2 separate regions of the Homo sapiens genome follow, and region 1 is linked to region 2. Evidence: read pairs that join two places in POLR2A ChIA-PET (ENCODE). Cell type or tissue: HepG2. All regions are shown on one strand. Each heading gives the region's core, and the rest is flanking DNA. Links, peaks and the distances in the headings are about the cores only.

Region 1 (7,607 bases), core at 2,347-6,346, 51 kb before region 2:
AGACTGTCAGCAGTGCAAAGCTTAGCAGTAGTAGTGGGCAAAAAGGTAATCCAAAATATAAAAATAGACTCTGGAAACAAGTGTTCATGAAAAACCCACTAAGTGTAAAAGACTTTTTTATACTAATAGAGCAAAAAATAATAATATCCTAAATGACTTACCATCTAGCTAGGGAGGTAAAACGCAAATGAAATCATTACGATATTTTAACAAATTACACCACAGAGCTGCTTAAGAGCTGTCCCAGGCAGTATGTGGCTTTAGTAATTACCATGGGATTATAATGGAAATTTGGCCTGGGCTGGTCAGAGAAGCCCTTGTAGAGGAGGAGATCTGAGTAGGACCCTGAATGACCACTATGCTCTAGATAAGCAAACATAAGAGGGAGAACATTCCAGAGAAATGGGGCCATATGAACAAAAACTTGGAGGGAAGAAAGCCAAGTGTGAGTTCGAGGATAGCAAAGAAAACAATTTGTTTGGAACAGAGTTCAACAACCAAATAAATAACTAGATGGTGGAAAGGTAGGTTGGAGAACAGGCTACAAAAATATCAGAATATTAGGTAAGTGTGGACTTTATGTATAGGCCAGTGATTCCCAAACTTTGATTATATATCTCTGTCACTGAAAATAATTTTGCTCGTGTACCCCCAAACATGTAACTTGTTTATAAATTCTATATTTATGCTACTGTACTATCATTATATACATAAGAAAACACACACAAAACCATTTTAAAATGATATAAAGAGGCTCTAATATTTTCTTCCCATACCCCAGTAAGTTGTCTTATGTACCTGAGGGCACCCCCCCATTGGAGACCACTGCTTATGTAGCCAAGAGGGAGGCAATAAGCAGTGTTTACAGAAGACCAATTGGGTGTGAAGGCAGACTTAGCAGAGAAAAGGCAGGCAATGGCTACTGCAATACTCCAGGAATGAATTCAGGGCCCATGCTCAGATGGTAAAAGAAAAAATGCAAAAAAGAAAGAAAAAGGATGACTTTAAGAAAAAAATTAAATACAGCATTTGTAGAATGAAGAGGGTATATAGGTTGGTGTGGAGAGGGAGAGCAAGTGAGAAGCAGTCAGAGAGGGGTCTTTGAAAGTCAATGTAGTGCCCAGAAGAGTACTTAACTCCTGCTGGTAGGAAAAGGAAAGATGGCAGGAAAATAGACGATTTTCAGGAGTTTGACACTAGGTACTGAAAACAGCAGGTTTTTGTTTTTTTTTTTTTAATTAGAAAGGAAAATTTAGCAGGAAAAGAATAAACTCATATGTATTAAACCTCATTCATATAGTATATGCTGGGATATCTGAAAAGGGAGTTACTATAGTCAAAATTATTAGGTAGCTTTCCATAGAGAGCATCCATCATTTTCCTCTAGCTCCTGGGCCAAGTGATTAATAAGACTGCCCAATAGAAGTCTGGCAGAAGCACAGACATTTATCCTAATGAGAATTGCAGGAAAAGCTAAATGGGTGATATGGATGAGAGTGAAAGAAAGGAAAATGCTTCCAATTGTCATCCTGTGGTGATACACTTAAATGTAAAAACAGGAGAGTGGAGGAACAGCTCCATCCTAATGAGCTATCCAAAAAGGGGCCCTTTCACCAGCATTATGCCAAAACCCCAAACCTGCTCAGACTCATCACCTATCCCTCCAACGGGCTGATGGGTCCATGAGACAGTCACAGGCTAGACAGGCTGCCAGTGGCTTATGTTCAGTTTTTCCCCCCATTGTAGGGCTAGGCACTGACTCTCTTAATTTATTGTGGTGAGGTATCCACACACTTTTGCCCATTCCCCTTTATAATCAGCAGTCTACTTTTGAAAGACTTTGCACGCTGGAAGGCTACCCAAGTCCCCATAAAATTTCCTAGTGCTGTCAAATATCCAATCAGTGTGTTCTGGGTCTCAGCATCGCGGTGTACTAGCTTCTGGGCTAACCAAATACATATCAATCACTGACTGAATGCCACTTGCCTGTGGGCCGCTGGATCAGGCTTGCAATGAGGTGAGTTTGTCTTGAATAGTTTTCAACTTTCATCAACACTGCAGCCCCCAAATGATGTATTAATTCCCTATACCCATTCCCAAACAAAGTCAAAAAGGACTCTGGGGTACAGCTTTTTAGAAACCATCATTAGCTGCAATCACATAGGAAGAATGAGGACAGGTGCAAAGGAGAAAACGGCAGACAGATGCAAGCCTGGAGCAGTGTGAAGGTGAGACACACACAGAACTGCCTCCAGGACCCCCACTTACCAGCTTGTTTTTGACCAACTTTTCTATTGCATTGACAAGGTCTGCAGCAGTAGGTACTTCAGTGGAAGCCTGCCGGGCTGCTAGCAAAGAGGAGGACTGCAAGACATCGGGCAGCAGAGGAAAAGCAGATTAGCAAAGAATAAGGAACAGTGATCAGGAAATAAAACAGAAAGTCCAAAGCTCAAGCCAGGGAAGGGAAGCAAAGTTCTGTGTTTAGACGGAAGAGGTGACAGAGGGAGAAGAGTGTGGGTGTAATACATACAGGCCTGCCCAACCCCTTATTAGGAATTCTAGCCAGCAGCAAATGGATGGTACTAGGCTATCCTTAGGCAAGCCTATGAAGGAGGGGAGAGGAGAAATCACTGACTTCCTGGGAGGCCTACAGACTAGTGTTGTACCTACTGACAGCAACAGCTTGGAGGGCGGGGGCTACTGCTCTGTGGGCAAACGAGACTTTGGCCACTACACAGCTGCCCGTTGCTGTTTTGGGGTGTGAAGGATTCAACAAACCCAGCCTTGAGTGTGTCCAAAAAAGGGAAACAGTCCTTGCTTTACTACAGCCTTAGATATAGATCTTTATTATGTGTCCAGCAAAAATGCTAGGGGCAGGACCCTTAGAGACCAGCAAGCTAGATACTCCCTTCCTATATTCTCTCCCTCTGTCTTCCTCTCCCGCTCTGCCCCTGACACACATACACCCTTACCCCTCCACAAAGCATAGCTGGCTCTGGTAAGGCCCCTGAACTGGAACACTAGGAAGTAATAAAAGGCTTTAGCAGGAGTCCTGAAGCAGCTAGGAACTACCCTGTTCATAGTAAAGAGAGACGACTCCAGGACCTCCCTGTGTCCCTTTTCCCCTGCACCAGCAGTGAGGAGTTGTCCATGTGGTTGTTTGTGTGGTCAATGGTTTGGGGCTTCCTGCTCACTGAAGGATGGTGGTTTTTTGTTTGGCTTTTTCTTCCTTCTTCTACCTGAGAAGAAACTGGGGGAGAAATAGTTAACCCTGCACCGTTTGTGTGTGCTTTTACTTCCAGCTTATCAGAGCAGGGGGCAGTGGTGTTCCCAAGGCCAGGACATAGGCTCCTTCAAGTTTGCCCCTTGGGTTAGAGAGAAAGTTTCAAAAATGAAGCTTCTCATCTAATCTAAGTTACTTTATTAAGTCTTTGCTTCTGAGATGGGAGGAAAATAATTATAATTAAGGAAGATATAACAATATTCTTTTTCCTCTCTTGGGGACTGCAGGAAAAAGCTTACGTCCATGTGGAAAATCAAGCTATCCTCTTTTTAATCTAGTAATCCTACTCCTGGGAATTTATTCCAAGGACAGAAGTCAAAAGAACAAATGCTGTATATACACAGTGATCTGTATGTAGTAGTATTAGCCATAGTAGCAAACAATGGAAACACCCTGTTAGGATGTCCCCAACAGGCTGATCAAACACATTATGGAACAGCAAATAAGCAAAATTTTCTCCAGCTATTAAAATTACAGCTAGGAAGAAAAAAATTCATGCAATTTTAGGAAATGGTAGTAAATAAAACATTGGACACAACATATGCATATTATAATTGTAAAAGTAAAACGTACACACATAAGAAAAAGATTAGAAGGAAACAAGGAGAAGACAATTGCACAATATTACAACGGTGAACTTTTAAAAATTCCTTTGACAGTGTTGTAAAAATTGTTTTAATACATCCAACTCCATTTGCTAGATGCTCTGAAGTTCATCCCACTCCCAAACATTTATAAAAAACATACAGAAATCAAACAAGCAGGAATAAGGAGAGTTCATGTATCTGAAAGGAGACTGTTGCCATCTGCCCCATTTCTGCATAAGGAAAAGGCTACACAAATAAAGGTAAGTCAGAATTCTGGGTTAAAAATTATCCAGAAACAATGTAACATCCATTTCTGTAAACAAGCTGTGTTTGAGGGAATTAGAGAGAGAAGGTGGTGACCTTATGCAAGTGGGGCCCTTGCACAGAGGGCTGTGTGAGACATGGGCACCCTACTCCTTAGGCCATGATCGCTGTTTATAAAATACATTACAAGTAGGCAGGTCTCATTTCCATCTCAAGGTGAAGCACCAGCACTTCTGTCTCAGGAACCCAGGATGGTATAACACCAGCCTTCCTACTATGTCTCTTCCCAATAATCCAGAGTCAAAGAGCTGGCCCTGAAGACAGGGCCACCAACATCACCTAGGAGGGGCCACGACTAGGTGAGTCACATCATGGGGGCAGCTGCCACATCTCAGAGTCCCTAGACTTTGTCCTTCCGGCCTAGCACAGAGGAAGACTTCAGTTAATGTCTGTGGGTTAACAATTCAAATGCAAAGCAGAGAGAATTAAAATAAGAACTGAGATGTCACCAGAAAGGACACACCCGCAGGAGGCTGTCCCACTACAGGGCAGAGCACTAGAGAGCACAGGAGAGCCTGGAGGGACAGGTAGACAAGCTGCCACATCCACTACCACCACTGCAACAAAACAGCACTTGAAAAAGCAAATGGAAAGTGCCATACAGTCAAAACCCAAACCTGCCGCTTCCACGTCCAGAGTCTAAGAGAATCAGCAACACTTAAGGCAGAAAAAAAAAGGTGATGTGAAAGCAGAGCTGCAAGGAGACTGAGTGACAAGTGAGGGAGAACATAAAGCTGCCCCAAGCCTCGGGTCAGTACCTGGAAGCACGTCTAACCTACGCTTCTGCTCCAGAACAACTGGGATGATCACCGGGTGACTGGAGACACAGGGGGCATCGATATTTCAAATACCAGTGAGCCTATGCATGCCAGCGGGCCGGGGAATCTTGCAAAGCAAAGTCAGGCAATTTCGCATATTAAGTTTGCCCACCTTTGACAATAACTTCCCCTTAGCAGCATCTTCATTCCTCATACCGTCATTGCAAAATTTGACCAACACTGGGCTTGACTGGTAGCTACCATTAGTTAGAGTTTAGAGTTGACTATAGGGAAAACAACTAACATGCAGGTTGTACAGTCAGGTACGACAAAATGGTTGTGGACTGGAACTACCTGGAATTGCTCCTTTTAGGATGTGCTGCTTCCAAAGACAGAGCCATTACCCTTTATCAACAGGACAAGACACCAGGCAGATTCCCACTTTGAGAATTCTGCACACACCCCCTCCACTGCCTAGAATGAAGTTGGACCTCCAGGGTTGGGGAAGGGACACCTACCAAATAGAGACACAATTGGTATCAACATGGATTCATGTGGACGACGAGATAACATGGGAGAAAGAGTATGACTACCCCCATCACACACAAAAAACAAAATCACGCACGGCACGTTGCTCTTTTAAGTGAGCAAGTAAAGAAGTTCTACCATTTCATCCTGTGTAGGGTCGTTGTCAAAAATCTTCATAGGTGGTGGGAGGGGTGTGTGTGACTCTTCATCCGGCTCATCTTCACCCCAACCTTTCTTGCTCTTCTAGAACAAAAGAGCAGCATTAGTTACTGTGTCACAAACATGCCAGTGGTTCTGGACTTGACATTAACAAAAATAATACATAGGAGGAGAGTTCCTCTCTCAACTCACTCTTAACTGTTCAGTCGCAATTTCCTCTTTTGATACATGGATACACCTGCTTATTTCAAATGAGAGTGAGCACCAGTGGGGAACACACACACACACACACACACCCCCAAAAAGAAGCAAAACCAGAAACTATCTATCTTATCGATTAGCAAGAAAAGAAAAAGCTGGAAGTAGTCAGAGAGAGCCTAACTTTTACATTTTTGTAGGGCTATGAAACCATAGCCCAAATGCCGCCAGGCTTAGCTGCCATTTCCAGAGGGAGAAATGGCAGGTAGCATAAAATCACAACAAGAGGGGGTCCAGTTACACATCACAAAGAATTTCTTAGCCACATCAGTGATTAGAGCAGGATTGTGTGCCAAATAAAACAGGTATCTCATTTCCCCAACCAAAACATATCCACTGTCTTTTGGTTACAGAATCTCAGCTTCATCCAGCCTAACTTTGGCTACAGTCTCTCAAACCTTCCAGTATGGGCGTTCATTAGTTTTCATGAAGGCCCATTTAATCACTGACTGACTCCTAGATTAAACTTTTTCTTTGAGCGGAAACCCTGCCTATTGTAATCTTCATCTGTTCATCATAGTTATCTGGAGTAACTCTGGATGATCTATTCCTTTTGATGTGTGGCACTGCTCAAGAGACTTGAAAACAGCTACAATCTCCCAGCACAGTCCTGTTTTCAAAATGAAACAATCTTCATTCTTTTATTCTAAATCTAAACAGGTCTAGCTGGTTTTAATGTAGTCCTTAGTAGAGGTAGGGAACTAATGACCAAATGACTCCCCTCAGGCCCAGGTCCTATCTCCAAATCTGGCAAATGGTTTCTGTCTGCTGGAAGTCTTAGGGGCTAGTCAGCTTCTGAATCAGCCACAAATCAAACTGGCCAATGTCTTAAGAATAAAAAGAATCCAAATCACTTAGGCTCAAGGTAACACACTAATGGAGATTTGAGATGGCCTAGTTGACAAAACCTGAGGAAGGAGACATGTCAGAAGGCCCTCCTGATGGACAACTCCAGGGCCCCCTGTAAGTACCTCATCAGCGCTGTCTCCCTGAGGGGTTGTTTCATCCCCAGGCTTGGGAGATCCCAGGTCAAAGCTCTTCCGACCATCGCGAACTTTCTTCTGCTTTTTGATGTTTCCATCTGCCTTCCCGCTGTTAAGCCGACGCACAGGACTCGTCAGCCACTTCTTAAGAGTGTTGGTGGAGCGCTTGGGACCCGGGGAACTGTGGATGGAGTTCAGGGAGGGCTGGGCCTGCAGGTTGGCCACGGACTCGGACTTGCCTCCATTCTCGCTTGAGGAATGAGAGTATGCATCTGAGGAAAACGGACAGACACAGCCATGTCAGAGGTGGTGAAGGCAGGCCGCAAACCTGGGACTGAGACAGCTCCATCCTCAGGAAGCTAGGACACAAGGCAGAATGTCCAGGCCAGCTGTAGACCCCAGTCCAGAGAACCCTCTCAACAACAGTAAGAAAGGCAAACGCTCACTCAATTTTTAAAGTATGAAGCACCATTCCCGGTACTATGGATACAGGAGTGGGCAGAAGACAGAAACTCCTGCCTTCGCGGAGTTTACATTCTGGTGGGAAACACATATAATAGACTATAAAAATAAAATAAGCAAAATGAAAAGTATGACAGGTGGTGAGAAGTGCTACATCAAAACACAAAGTACGGGAAGGGATTAGGGAGTGCTGGGGTTGGAAAAGGGGGTGCAGATTGAAGAGGTGATCAGGGCCAGTCTCATGACATGACATGTGAGCCAAGGC
Region 2 (7,607 bases), core at 1,956-5,955:
GCTATCCCAAAACTAACTCCCCACAGAGTGTGACATCAATGATTTATCACCCCTTAGACACATGCATGCCATTATCTCACTTTTGGTTGTTTTTCACCTTCAAAAAGGCAGTTATAAATGCATTTGCCTTCTTTCTTCCTTCTTACCCGATATCTATTTCCTTTCTATCCTTGGTTTTCAGTTTTCCTGCCTTTCAACACCAGTTTCAAGATAGGGAAGAAAAATCATCTTTCATCAAACCTGCTTTCTGTACTCATACTCAATAGAACCAAAAAGGCTAAGTGCAGTGGTTCACGCCTGTAATCCCAGCATTTTGGGAGGCTGAGGCAGTAGGATCACTTGAGCCCAGAAGTTTGAGACCAGCCTGGCAACATAGTGAGACCTTGTCTCTACAAAAAATAAAAATATTAGCCTGGGGTAGTGGCATGCACCTATGGTCCCAGCCACTTGGGAGGCTGAGGTGGGAGCCCAGGAGATCCTGGTTGTGGTGAACCATGATCAAACCACTACACTCCAGCCTGGGCAACAGAGTGAGACCCTGTATCAAAAAAAAAAAAAAAAAAAAAAAAAGTGGAGGGTGGGGGTGGAGGGAAAAATACAAGATAGTCGCTTTCCATACTCTTCCAAATCAAAAGATAAGTTCAGTGAAATTCATCCATATTTTCCTCAAATGTGATATTTAAAGACCACACAGGTACTTTATCTAAATCCTTGACTCTGACCCTAGTGATGACAATTACAACCACTCAGAATTCACCAGAGAAATCCCAATGTAGCTCACTTAGCTTCAAGTCAAAAATAGCCAAAACATTCCACTTCCTCTTGGTTCTTTTACTTTTGTCCTTTTCCTCAGACTTTAGAAGGAGGTATCCTTTAAATCCTGCATGACTGGAAGTCAGATGGTCAAGTCCCCTTGCCTTGGGAACCACAGCAGTGGGCTCTGAGTCATTGCTTCAGAGTCAAGCTACTCAAGCCGCAGGAGACAGCCAAGTTCTCCCTGAGAGAGAAGGGATAGAGACCAAACAACCGGCCGCCTTTATCTACAAGGTGGAGTGTGGAGGTTGCCTTTCCATTGTATTTTCCCTAAGACCAGAGGAACTGGTTCAACTGAAAAGGGAGGCAGTCAGTCCCCTGCAGTGCACACCCTCCACTTGAGAGACAGCCTCAAGACTCTCCCCTCAGCCCTTTTGGGTGTTGCAATTGGGCAAGCCTCTTCCCAAAGAGTCCACGGACTCTGGGCCATGCACTCAGGCTCAATACAGACCTTATCTTTTCAATCTGTTTTCAAATTGATGCCTACAGGCTGAGTGGAGACTGTTTTCGGTTAGAGTGAGCCTGAGGGAGCCTCAGGGCATGCCCAACACCTCAGACACGACCCCCAGCCTAGCCACAGGCAGGAGTTTTCTTTGGAGAGTGGCTAACTCACCTCCCCCACCATCGTCCTCTGATGAGCCCGTTTTTCATCTTCACACATTTCAGATCTAGGGGAGTGAGGAGTAAAGCAGGAGAAGGCCCCGGGCACCCACCTTGCCACCCTTCTTTTCCCTTTTAAACTGGTCTCATTGCTTGGACCTCTGACTCCCTCAGTCTTCATCTGAGGGTCGCTAGCCTTTTCAGCTCCCGCTCCTACGATAGCCACTCGCACGCCTCCTCTCCTAGCCACGGAGCCAGCAGCCACTGCCTTCACAGGCCCTAGGCAGGAGGCACTTACCAGGCCCTGGAGCCAGCTCCCCAGCCCTCCCCTGCATCACAGCGAGAGTGAAAGTCGGGCAATTCCTCAACAAAGCAAGGGCCAGCAAGACGCCCAGAGAGTTACCCTGAAGGGCAGCCAGGGCTGTCACACATCTGGACTCAAGGAGGCAGCTGTGGGGACTTCAGATAAGCACCACCCCAGCCCCCACATTCTGTCTGACAGGAAACGGACTCCCAAGAAATCCTGCAGAGAAACTCTTTGCGGGGAAAGCAGGGCAGCCTTCGAGCGAACCCACCCACTCAGATTCCCCTTGGCCATTTCCTGCTTCCTCCGCGCTTTATTCCCCCTTTCCCTCAATTCCCAGCCTTGGTTTTGAATGTTTCTGAATCAGACTTAGAGGGTCCCTGGCCCCTCACATTCCTTCTTCATCTGAATTCTGGTTTCTAGAGCTCAAAACCACACGGTTCCAGGCTGCTCTAATTAAATACAGAGATTGAGACCATCTGATGCTAAGATTATGACCTTAATGACGCGCAGGAAAAGTCATTCAGATTTAATTAGTTTTGGTAACCTTATATCTGCTCAGGATAGAAAATTTCTCAGGGCTATGTTGTGTGTTTGTGGCACAGAGGATGCTGAAAGGTGGCTTGGATGAAGTTTATTCACCAGTAACTCAGCCAGAAAGTTCCATTAGGATTTTGCATAGCAGATGGGATGGGAGACTGGGTGGGGTATTGTAAATGGGGGTGGAGGCCAGAGGCCCAAAAGGTGAAACTTTTTAAAAGGGCAAATGTCAAGTAGGGGGCTACATTCTCATTTCTACCCACACAAAAACAGTCTTCCCCCGCTATCCTAGCGTGTGTTAAAGTGACATGAACAGCCTTAGGAGCATCTGCTTATCCTATTTGGGAAGGTTCTGATTTTTTTTTTCAGAAGAAGCCACACAATTGAGAACCCTCCCTCTGTGATCCTTCTCGCCCTCCTGTTCGCCGGCTGCTTTGGGGGAAATTGGTTGCTTCCTGCAAGTCTCTTCCACGACGTTAAGATTAGCAGAATAATTAAATACAGTCCTAACTGGGCACAGAGAGAGTTGTTAATTAATGAGCCAAGCTCCGGCCCGGAGCTACAAATCCACGCTGGCCTGTGAAAACCCAGGCAGAAAAAAATGTGCTCCAGTCCCACGAGAAAATTGTCACTTGGCAAAAATAGTTCCTGGTGTACAGACAGGTGTCAAACACATTCCTGTAGCCAGGAGTCACACGTTAATCCCGCAGCTGAGATCCATGTGTAAATGAGAGGTGAGGTACTTCTCCGCCACTATAGGGACACACGCGGCTCTGCGTCCCCTTCCCACCCCCGCGTCCGCATCCCACTCCCTAGCAGGCTGGCGCCCTGACATCCAAAGTCGCTGCTAGGTGACTGAGTTCCCAAACAGCAGCTCCGCATCCAAGTCAGAACCTCACCGCCAGCCAGCGAGCGCGCGCGTTCTGTCTGGGAAACTGTGAAACGGATCGCAGCAAACTCTCTCACTTCGCCGCCCTCCTGATCCCCAGCCCCATCCGCCTACCCCAGAGGCCTCCCCAACCCTTCCCTCCCTACCACCCTCCCTCGCGCTGAGCGCGACCAGTCTGGCTAACAGAAGGCACCAAGGCCGCCGACAGCCACTCACCTCTACACGGGAAGCAACAGCAGCACTTAGCAAAGAGCCACCCCAAAGAGGGACCTCGGGTGTAAGCCCTGTCGCCGCCCTTCATGTTGCCCCGCCGCCCCAGCGCTCCCGCATGGCACGGGGCGCCAGCCCGGGGTGAGAGCGCGGCGGGAAGGAAACTTCAGCGCCGCCGCCCGAGAGCCGGCTCCCGCCCTCCCCGCTGTGCTCTCCCCGCACCGCGGCCGCAGCTCTGACTTACTGGGAGCCACTGCCACCTTGGGAAGCGGGGAGGGGCCAGGCGGGGAGGGAGGGCCTAAGGGGCGGAGTTCCAAGGTCCAGCTGTGGGCAGGAGACCTGGCCAGCAGCGGCCGGAGCCTCATGTAACGCTGCCTGTGGCACCAACGCTGTGGGCACGGGGCAAACGGGTGGAGTTTGAGCCCTTGGCACCAAACAGGTAGGTACTCCTTATGTGCAACTTCCTCCCTTCAAAGGCCACCACAATGGGCGTTGGCTTAAAAAATACAACTAGATGGGGCCAAAGAGGTAAGAGAGGGGCAGACTTAGATGCTCCAAGACTCAAGGATGCCCTTTTCTTCCTCGCAGCCTCACCCGTTCCCTCCCCACAGCCTCCTCTGTATTGAAAACACCGTCCCCAACCCTTTCCTTTCCTTCCGTGTAATGCTGATTACTAATAATGATAACAGTGCCTCATATTGATCAGCTCTCCAACTGTAATGACGTGAAAACACACTCTGGGTTTGGAATCATACAACCAACCTTCAAAGCTCAGTTTTGCCACCTGCTAGCTGTTTGAACTTAGGCAAGTCACTTCACCTTTTATCTTCAGTTTCCCCATTTAAAAAAAAAATGTAAAAGAATTCCTATATTCCACGGTTGTAGATTTTCTTTAAAAAATTTTCTTTAATAGAGGCAGGGTCTCGGGTCTTGCTATGTTGCCCCAGCTAGTCTTGAACTCCTGGGCTCAAGTGATCCTCCTGCCTTAGCCTCCCAAAACATTAGGATTAGAGATGTGAGCCACCACATACAGCCGATGGTAGAATTTAAAAATATCTATGGATGTCTCCCAGAGTTGCTGATTTAGTAGGTAGGAGGTGGGGCCCGAGAATTTGCATTGCTACAAGTTCCCAGGTGATGCTGATGTTGGTATAGGACCACACTGAGACCTACTTGAGATTCAGACTTTTTCCTTGCCTATTTGGCAACTGTCCCCTTTTCTTTTTGTAACAGCCCCTTGACTTGTCTTTGAGGAACCAGTCCTCCTCCCTTCTCAGGCCATGTTTCTGGGCTAACATCCTGTTACAGAGGTGAAGTTTAATATTTCCAGGTGAATGAATGCCTACAGAGAAACTTCGAACATCTTACTTACGGTGCAAGACTTCCATTCACCATCCCCTCGGCCCAATATGCCCAGTAGACCTATCATTCCTTTACTTATATCCCTATCCCTATCTTTTAAATCTTTTTCATGTTTCAAGGCCAAGCTTGCTTTCCACAACCCCCTTGAAGCCCACTTGGACCACATCAGTGGGACCTTTCCATGAACCACTGTATTACTCACAGGGTGTCTCTCCCATTCCTTTGTGTCCAGCTTTAGGGCAAAGGGCCTGCTGGAAACACACAACACTCATAAAGAGGGCCCATTCATCAGAAAAAAGGGAAGTTTGTGGGAGGAATGAAAAACAGAAGCTTGATCACCCAGGTAACCAATGCCTTCCTGGAAGAAACACACTCATGGGACAAGGCTTTTAAAAGTTACCAGGATTTGGGGCTTCCTTTCCCAGTTGGAACCATGCTTAGATTTGTGCTTTATTTATCTATGTGACAGCCAGGCATGGTTGCTCATGCCTGTAATCCCAGCACTTTGAGAGGCCAAGGCAGATCACTTGAGCCCAGGAGTTCAAGACCAGCCTGAACGATGCAGGGAGGCCCTGTCTCTACAAATAATAAAAATAAATGAATAAGTACATAAATGAGCGGTGCTTGGTGGACCATACCTGTGGTCCCAGTTACTTGGCAGGCTGAGGTGGAAGGATCACTTGAGCCTGGGGATGTCAAGCCTGCAGTGACTCATGATTGTGCTGCTGCACTCCAGCCTGGGCAACAGAGTGAGACCCCATCCCCCCCAGCTCAACCCCCCCAAAAAAAATGTGCCAAGGCATCTGCCACATGGTTGGGATACCAGTAAATGATCGAAGCATGACCTAATGAGTAATAATAGCTTACATTTATTGAGCATTTATATGCTAAGCAGTTTCCTCCATGTTCTCCATATACTATCTCATTTATCCTCATAAAAAAACCTTGTAAAGTAGTGTCCTGTTTTACCTTTGAAGAAACTGAATTAATAAACTATGATGAGGCTTTAATGGTTTAATTCTAAAGAAAAGCTCTAAAAAGCTTCACCCCTTTGGAACAGTAGAACATAAAGTCAAAAATCTACCCTCTAGTTCTGCTACTGCCATCTCCCTGATGGTTTCTCTTGGCAAGGTTTACATAAGAACGTCACTGTCAAGCAGGAAATGAATCTCTGGTGCTCTTTCTAACACATACAAAAACAGAGAAATTACAGTTCAAATTGCTCATGTTGGCTGGGCGCAGTGGCTCACGCTTGTAATCCCAGCACTTTGGGAGGCCAAGGTGGGCGGATCACCTGAGGTCAGGACTTCAAGACTAGCCTGGCCAACATGGTGAAACCCCATCTCTACTAAAAATACAAAAATTAACTGGGCATGGTGATGCATGTCTGTAATCCCCACTATTCGGGAGGCTGAGGCAGGAGAATTGCTTGAACCCGGAAGGCGGAGGTTGCAGTGAGCGGAGATCGCACCATTGCACTCCAGCCTGGGCAACAGAGTGAGACTCTGTCTCAAAAAAAAAAAAAAAAAAAATAGCTCATGTTGTCTGCACCCAAGATTCCTGATTCACTGACCATCCTGATAATTGGTCAGTCTCATTTTGCCAGACTGAATTACTGCAGGATCCTTAATCCTCACATAGTTATCCTGGGTTCCAGTTCTGACCCACAACAACCAGCACTATTATTTAGTTCTCTCTTCCATGTCACCAAAGACAATACCTATTTTGTTTTTCTTGCAAGCCCAGACCAAAACTGTCTGTAAAAATTAACTTTATTTGCTTGTGATCCATAGTATGGATGCTATGGTCCAAGGTTCAATATTTGGTTTACCCACCCAATCCCTCTCTTTTTACACTTTGGGGGCATTATGATGGGAATTCAAAGATGCTTCAAAATTTCATGGGGAATAACCAGTTTGTTTTTTACTCAAATCTTCCCTCTTGGTTTTTGTGTTCAGATAACACTGGATCACTTTTTTGTCACAATTCTTTGCAAGAGACTAATGACATCTCATCCTGCTGAAACTGGCTTGAGTTACATGTTTGAGAAAGACCCAACTCTTACTTTAGAAATCAAATACCAGTAGACCCTAAAGTAGTCCACTATAGGCAAAATGGATCCACTGGGCATGTTTCCACCGATACTTTTTTTTTTTTTTGAGCAGAGTCTCACTCTGTCACCCAGGCTAGAGCGCAGTGGCACGATCTCGGCTCACTGCAACCTCTGCCTCCCGGGTTCAAGCAATTCTCCTGCATCAGCCTCTGGAGTAGCTGGGAATACAGACGTGCACCACCATGCACATCTAAGTTTTGGGATTACAGGCGTGAGCCACCATACCCAGCCTCTACTAATTCTTATAACCCAGGAATTCATCCTACTCTCAATTTAAAGGCATAAAACCATTAGGAACCTCTTCCTATCTTAAGTTGGCAAGGTCAACACATTTTTGGCCATCATGGAGATTCATTCTAGGGTTAGACACCAATAACCCAAGAGTCCCATTGCCATCCTTACATGCCTTCCAGAATGAGACTAGCCAATGTCTATAACCTAACAAGGAAATCCTTTCCTTTCCTTTATTATTATTATTATTATTATTATTTTAATAGAGACAGGGTTTTGCCATGTTCCCTGGGCTGGTCTTGAACTCCTGGGCTCAAGCGATCTGCCCCCCTCGGCCTCCCAAAGTGCTGGGATTACAGGTGTGAGCCACCACACCTGGCCATCAAGGAAATCTCAAACAACATGGGGACACTAACTGTTTGTGGACCTACTCGTTAATTCATCAAATACTTACTGAGTGCCTACTCTGTGTCAGGCTCTGTTCTAGGTACTGGGTCTACATTGGTGAACAAAAACAATTTCAGTCCTTCTGAAGCTAGCTACTA

Evidence for each region. Peaks named below come from ENCODE experiments on the same cell type or tissue, not always from the same donor. Only the 100,000 strongest peaks of a DNase experiment are listed, where the experiment ranks them.
Region 1: POLR2A ChIA-PET joins it to region 2 with 21 read pairs; 6 of 35 experiments call an interaction of 5 or more read pairs at or near these places.

What each region holds. Positions count from the first base shown.
Region 1 is chr3:124,631,965-124,639,571 of GRCh38, reverse strand. KALRN (kalirin RhoGEF kinase) reads right to left here. Exons shown (of 60, transcript NM_001388419.1): 35 at 6,869-7,152; 36 at 5,619-5,720; 37 at 2,269-2,364. Among named protein-coding and RNA genes, the nearest start is that of UMPS, 95 kb to the left of the region's middle. RefSeq lists enhancers at 808-1,402, 4,251-4,752. In HepG2, for the core only: a CTCF peak has its summit at 3,309; DNase peaks (open chromatin) are centred at 2,601, 3,661, 4,191 and 4,541; H3K4me3 peaks cover 583 bases.
Region 2 is chr3:124,580,662-124,588,268 of GRCh38, reverse strand. All of the region lies in intron 34 of KALRN (kalirin RhoGEF kinase), which reads right to left. LOC105374076 (a long non-coding RNA gene) reads left to right here and starts at 3,710. Exons shown (of 4, transcript XR_001740872.2): 1 at 3,710-3,795. RefSeq lists a silencer at 3,307-3,486. In HepG2, for the core only: no CTCF peak of the experiment used is centred there; DNase peaks (open chromatin) are centred at 3,638 and 4,998; H3K4me3 peaks cover 2,362 bases.